Regions from separate parts of the Homo sapiens genome. Here region 1 is linked to region 2. Evidence: chromatin contacts called from ENCODE Hi-C or POLR2A ChIA-PET data. All regions are on one chromosome and are shown on one strand. The core of a region is the stretch at or near the end of the contact, and the rest is flanking DNA. Distances in the headings are between cores, read along the strand shown. Region 1 holds the start of LINC00524 (long intergenic non-protein coding RNA 524). Region 2 overlaps LOC107984697 (a long non-coding RNA gene).

Region 1 (2,950 bases), core at 213-2,712, 47 kb after region 2:
TGGTCCCTTTCACAGGTGAGAACACAGAGGCCCTGGGAAGCTGAGGGGTTTGCTAGAGATCAGGAAGCCAGGACTCGGGCTTGGGTGCTGGGCTCTGGGCCTGTGTGTCTGACTTCTCCGAGGGGGTGCTGCCTTCTCCTTTCCTCTCTTTCTCCCTAACCCCCCCACACTCAGCCACTAAGTATTTTTAGAATTATTACTATTTAGGTATCATCTATAAAACATGACATTTACCATTTTAACCATGTTTTCATGTATACTCCAGTGGCATCAAGTACATTCACACCATTGTGCAACCATCCCCACCACCCATCTCCAGAGCCCCCATTCAATAGAAACCCCCCCTTCTCCCCTCCCCCAGCTCCTGGCCACCACCATCCTGCTTTCTGTCTATGAATTTGACTGCTCAGGGTGTCTAGAGTGGAGTCCTGCAGAATGAGCCCTTTTGGGTAGAGGTGATTTCATTCAGCACAATGGCCTCAAGGTTCACTGGTACTGTAGCGCGTGTCAGGGTTTCCTTCCAGTTTAAAGTAGAATCCTCTGGTTGTTTGTCCATTACTCCATGGACACCTGGGTGGCTGCCACCTGTGCCCTGGTCTCTAAGAGCTGCTGGCACTCTCGCTCCTCCCTGGTCCCTTTCCTTGCTCACCTGCCCTCCCCTGGCTCGGCTCCTCCTCCCAGGCCTCCAGCCTGCCTTCCCGGCACCCCACGCCTGCTGCCTCGGGAATCTTGCCCAAACTCCAATCTGCTTGGGCCTCTCTTACTGGTAAACCCACAAGGATCCCCACCTTCAGCAAAAAAGAGTTCCAAAGGCTCCATGTAGGAGCCCAGGCCCCTCACTGACTGCCCTGGCCAGCCTCTCCAGTGTTGCCCCAACGGAGCCCTGCCCTATGTACCTACCCTTGTTTTCCTGAAAACCACACTCTTTCCTGCCTGGAGGACACCCTTCTCACCCTGGAGAGATTACCCTTCTAGAAACAAACCAAACACACCCTCTGCAGAGGCTCTGCCAGCCGCCTTCTCCAGGCAAGGCAGGCTGCCTGCCCCCACGCTCACGGCAGCTTCCTGGCATACTTGCTGCCTCGGTTTGTGCAAAAGCAAACCTGCAAGTCGCATACTTAGGGGATGGCCCGGGAAGCCCATAAGGATGTGGGAGAACAAGACAGGGAGGGCAAGAAGGACAATCACAGACTCATCCTGGAGCACATTCAACTGTGGGACACAGGAACTCATCCCTGAGACTGCCTGGAATGTAGCTCGGAACTGTCCCAACAGCTCCTAACCTTCCGAGGTTGATGGTCCCTCCTGGTTAACTCCGTGGCCAGCAAGAGGTCCCAGGAGGCCATCACTGCACACAGCAACCATCCACCATGCCTGCATGCAGGTGGCCTCTGGGTGGAACAGAGGGATGTGGGCAAAAATCTGGGATGACCGCAAGGGCGCCAGGCACACAGTGGGTTTGCGACTGTGGTATCTGCCTCTCCCACGGGAGGCAGACCCCATCACCAATTTCTCTCTGTACCCCCAGCCCATGGCAGGTTGGAGACATCTGAAAAAGGTAGCAAATGAGTCCATGAGTGGCTGTGTGGGAATGAGATGGACTGGGTCTTGGGAGAGAGGAGGCAGGAGTGGATGTTGGAAAGACAGGCTGCTGAGAGGAGAACACAGTGGCAGGGCAGGTGAGCAGCGGCCAGGGGCTCCCTCACACACTTCACCCCAGCCCCTGCGCCAGCCTCATCTGCCTGTCTCCCACCTGACCCTTTTGCCGTTCACCTCCGTCCTCTCTCTGCTGGGTTCTCAAGGCAATCGCACCTTGCCTAGCAACTGTTGCTACCGAAAGCCAACGTCCCTGGTATTCCAACAATAAAGCACAGCGCTCCGACTACAACTCCCAGATATTATTGAAAAGAAAGGCAGGTTTATTTCAAGGCCAGGAGGGGAGAGGATCTGCGTGTTGGAGGCTGGAGCAGCAGCGCATTCGATGGCCGGCCTGACAGCATGGCGAGCAGCTTGTGCTGGTGCGTCCTCCAGAAAAAGAATGCGCGCTCTCCAGGAGGTGATGGTCCCTGTTCATAAACTCCCTGTTGCTCCCTGTTCCCATTCAGCTGGGTCAACATGTGCCTGTAAATTCCTCCCGAAAGGGAAATCATAACAGCATCAGCAGCCCCAGAAATGACAAACAACTCAAGTATGGAAAGCCAGCTGCCAAGTATTCAACAGTACTCATGTTGCACCAGAAACAAAAAAAATCAGATAAGAAAAATAAACCCAGTTGTGTGCATAGTTCCTTAAATATGTATCCCATTTTGTGGTTCCTTCCAGTCTTCGGTGTAATGAATATATCCATTGGTTAGGGGTCACGGAATGGCAGGTCCTACCAGGCTGCCTTGGATTGGCGAACTGTGATGTTCTGCTTTCTCCCTTCTCTGAAGCATGGAGCGGTGCGAGACGTTCAGAACAGACAGCCACTGACATTAATTTTCCTGCTGGCCTCCTTGCTAAATTGTTTTATGACTTGTTTGCTGTGTCTTGGTTGCCCTATTGTGTTGAGTTGATTTGGCAGTGGTTATTTAAAACATGCTTTGTCATCCTCAGGATGAGTGGAGGATCCCGGGGGTCACTTTTGCACAACAAATGGTCATTGAGCTGAAGAACTGTCAGAGTCACCACCTCCACAGTCAAGTGGCAATGGAATCCGAAGACAGGGTCAGCTCGGTACACCACGAGCCGAGATCCACGGGACGGACGGTGTGCAGGCACCAAAGCGTGGACAGGCCATGCTTTGCTTAACAGCATGGGGCTGGCCACGGCACCAGGGCCTCTGCCAGCCTCACGAGGCCCCTCCTGGCGTGGCCATAAAAGCCACAGCTGCAAACGCTGACACGGCAAGAAAAGAATATGGTGAGAAACCAGCTTTTGCCTTTGCTTCTCAGACTCCTCGGAAGATCCG
Region 2 (3,296 bases), core at 565-3,064:
CTAAATAGGCCTCCCACACTTTCTTCTATCTGGGTCTGGTAACTCCTCCTCTTGGTAGCTAACGGCAAGGCCTCTGGACATTCAACTGGGTTGGGAGTGGCAGGGGGCTCCATGCAGGTAGGAGAAATCAAGTAGGCAAAGAAAGATACAGGAGCAGCAAGAGCCTCTATCCAGAGTGGTCAGAAGGTGCAGACTTCTTGCCCAGAAAGGTGAGTCGGGGCTTCATGGTGAAGGGCCTGAGCCTGTGAGGGTAGACAGAGGGACTGGACACCAGTGGAACAGGGATTCCTGGAAGAACGCAGCATGCCACGGCCAGGGCTGAGCTTGGGAAGAGTCAGCAGCAGCACATGCAGGCAGAGGCAGTTCAGAGAGATCAGAGGCAGAAACGAGCCGTTAGGAGGCTGTGGACGTGGCCCAGGTAACGGAGACTTGAGCAGGGATGGTGATGAGACGTCACAGAAGTAGAACTGACACAGTTCGAAGACTGATTAGACGTGAGAGGGAAGAAGGCAGTGAATGAGGAGGGAAAGGGAAGGATGACAGAGAAGGCAATGGCCCCAAGCCCATTCGAGGGGGCCAGGAAAAGACAGTTCCGCAGAGAAGAGAACAAGAGATGGGACGTTCCGCTCAAAGTTCTAAGACATCGGAGCATGGGACGCTGCAGCAGTGGGGTAGGGTTGGGGCCATGGAGGGAGGCCCCTCAGGCAGAGGGATCAGGAGGAGCAGCAGGGCCCTGCCCCATCTGTAACCTGGCCAGCCCTGTGGTCAGCTGTGACACTGAGGGTCTAAAGCCCAATTTTCAAGATTAAGCAATAACTGTTCTTCCTCCTAGGACATGAAAACCTGTCCAAGAACCAGGCCCGGTTCCTTGCCTGCTCTCCCCAGCACTTGGAGGGCTCCACGGTTGGCCGCAGCTGTATCACTCACAGCAGATTTTACAAGCCTGTCCTTCTGCCAGGGCCCTTTCAGAAGTGAAAATAGCTGGAATCAGCCTGCTTTCCCTAAACCATGAAAACATCTCACTGTACCTCAAGCTGCGACTTAGTGCTGTGTCAGCCCACACCCCAGCACACTTCCTGGAGGAACCCGTCCGAGCAACCTCAGGAGGGTGCACTGAGGACCCGTTCTGCACACGTTTAAACGCAGGGTCGGATTTTAAACAGGATATCCAGCCGGAGACGAAGGTAACTGTTGTCTTGGTCACTGCTAAGAAGCACCTGATCGTGCAAGACATACCGCTCATGAGAAAGAAATGTTTTCAACTCTTTGTGGCACCCTGCTGGGACAGGCTCTGCCTGGTCATTCCATCCCAGGGGTGATTAACCATCCCAGTGTTAGGGCCTGGGACTTTGCTAATGTGCTTTCAGGTCAACCACAAACATATTTCTAAGATTTCTTAGCTAATGGTGCATTTGCGAGGTCATTCCAGGCTAAGACCAGGAGGATTAAAAGATCTGATTCCTTCCTGAGGCTCTTAGTTGTAAAGGACCAAAGAAGCCGTAAAACAAAGATTTATTCAGTTTCAGCCGGCCAGTTCAATGGCGCAGCCCCGTAAGACCAGGAAAAAAGAAACATCTGGCCAGAAAAGTACACTTGTTTACAAAAAAAAAAAAAAAAAAAAAAGGCTTTAAGACTCTTCTCCAGCCTCACCAAGTTCTTGGACTAAAATTAGGCTGAAAATTAAAAACAATGTCGAATCTGAAGAGTACAAGGCAAATACAGGCAGGAGAAAGAACATCTTGTTTCTTCCTTATCCAGCTGCCTCTGGCTGGGGGTCCCCCGAGCACCCCGGGGAGCCGCCCTGCCCTGGTAGGTAGCCCCCTCGGGGACCGCACAGCTGTGGTGCTCCCTGAACAGGTGACGGATGTGGCCTCTGCTCCAAGACCAAACCCTTTTGTGGGGGAGGGTGTTTTCTGCAGAGGATACTCAGAGAAGGGAGAGGGCCGTGTTTGGCTGCTCCTGATGATAAAACGCCACTCTCCAGAGCTCAATGTAAACAGCGGTAGTGCTGCTGGCACTAAGATACTGAGGCGGCCCGTGCTGGGGGATGGGGTGTTGAGGGACGGGTACATCTTGAGAGGCGTGGATGACAACTGTTTTGTAAGGAAGGAAGCCTGTGCTGGCAGTGAGGCTCTTGGCCTCAGTCGGGAAACTCAACTTCTTTTCCAGGCCTGCTATTGACTCACGGAGGACATGCAGGCCAAGCTCTCCTTGCTCAAGTTCCCCCTCCATCCCCCACCATGTATGCAATGGCAGGCGATGGGAATCACAGGACTCAGCCAGTGCCTTCCGATCTCCCTGGGATGCTAAAGGGATTAATGGGTCAAGGTTGGAAGATGCTTTGAACTTCTTGGCACGGAGCTGCCTCCAGTACAGTAATTAATAAACCTCCCCAAAGAGGTGGATTAGGGTCACAAGTCACCCAGAGGCTCAGGGAATAGAGCCGGCCAGGCTTCGTGGCTGGGTCGCAGGAGCGGATGGGGAAGGACACGGCATCTGAAGTCTGCACCCTGTGTGCAGGCAGCCGTGGTGCCAACAGATGTCCTTGGGTTCCTGGGCTGTGCCTGTTAACAGCCCAGACTTACACCTGTGAAAAAAGCAGAAATGAAATCCTGACCCCAGAGCAGAGCAGAGGCAGCCGCCCGACGTCACCCCAGTTAACGGTGAAGCAACATTCGTGGGAGTTGGAGATGACATTTCTAATGGCAAAGAAGGTGCTGACCAGACGTTTAACCACGAGTAACACTGTCCCTCTGCCGTCTTCAGCGTGGGCCTGGAAATCTTTGACAAACCTTGAGCAATCGGGACCTGGGGGTTCCCACATCCCATCAGAAGGATGACATTTCTGGAAACCTTGTACCGGGGGATACCAAGTGGAGAAGATCATTAACTGGGGCATAAACAAGTCCCTGAAAGTCTCCTCAGCATGTTTTCCTCCTCTGTAGGGTGGTGGGGCTGGACTAAGCGTGGTGCTCCTGAACCACCCAGGCATATGTCGCTTACCCCTCTCCATGGTGGCAGCGCCTGCTTGTGGACGGTGACCTTTCTGCTGTCCTCCAGAGCCTGCAAAGCTGTTGGGAACTTGTAAGTCCTGATACCTTGCTGGCCTTGAGGAGGTCAGCCATCACAGATAAGCAGAATGAGGCATGACGTGAGCCGGGCTTGTCTGTGACTAGGTCCACACGGTGCTCCAAGACTGTTCCTGCCCACACATTTCCAGCGCTTCCACGTTTTTCCCAGGGCATCTCAAAATTCCACTCCTGTGCCACCGTTCATTCAGGCAGGGACACAGAAGC

Evidence for each region. A loop is a pair of places that touch in the nucleus more often than their neighbours do. ChIA-PET counts read pairs that join two places held with the same protein, here RNA polymerase II (POLR2A). Pooled maps may share reads with other maps.
Region 1: a map of spleen shows a loop between it and region 2 (4-fold over the local background). The contact joins the promoter of LINC00524 here to the enhancer-like site in region 2. A Hi-C loop is called at or near these places in 6 of 168 maps with a recorded cell type or tissue (astrocyte of the cerebellum, mesothelial cell of epicardium, posterior vena cava and 3 more) and 3 of 50 pooled maps. POLR2A ChIA-PET finds 5 or more read pairs at or near these places in 4 of 52 experiments (BJ, OCI-LY7, activated CD8-positive, alpha-beta T cell and 1 more).

What each region holds. Positions count from the first base shown.
Region 1 is chr14:101,406,460-101,409,409 of GRCh38, forward strand. LINC00524 (long intergenic non-protein coding RNA 524) reads right to left here and starts at 1,463. Exons shown (of 2, transcript NR_126006.1): 1 at 1,284-1,463. RefSeq lists enhancers at 1,083-1,804, 1,805-2,528, 2,529-2,950.
Region 2 is chr14:101,358,622-101,361,917 of GRCh38, forward strand. All of the region lies in intron 2 of LOC107984697 (a long non-coding RNA gene), which reads right to left. Among named protein-coding and RNA genes, the nearest start is that of LINC00524, 48 kb to the right of the region's middle. Within about 2 kb of position 1,815, at least 18 of the 41 ENCODE cell types and tissues checked have a DNase peak (open chromatin) inside an H3K27ac peak, as active enhancers do; they include OCI-LY7 and prostate gland, where a contact is called at or near this core.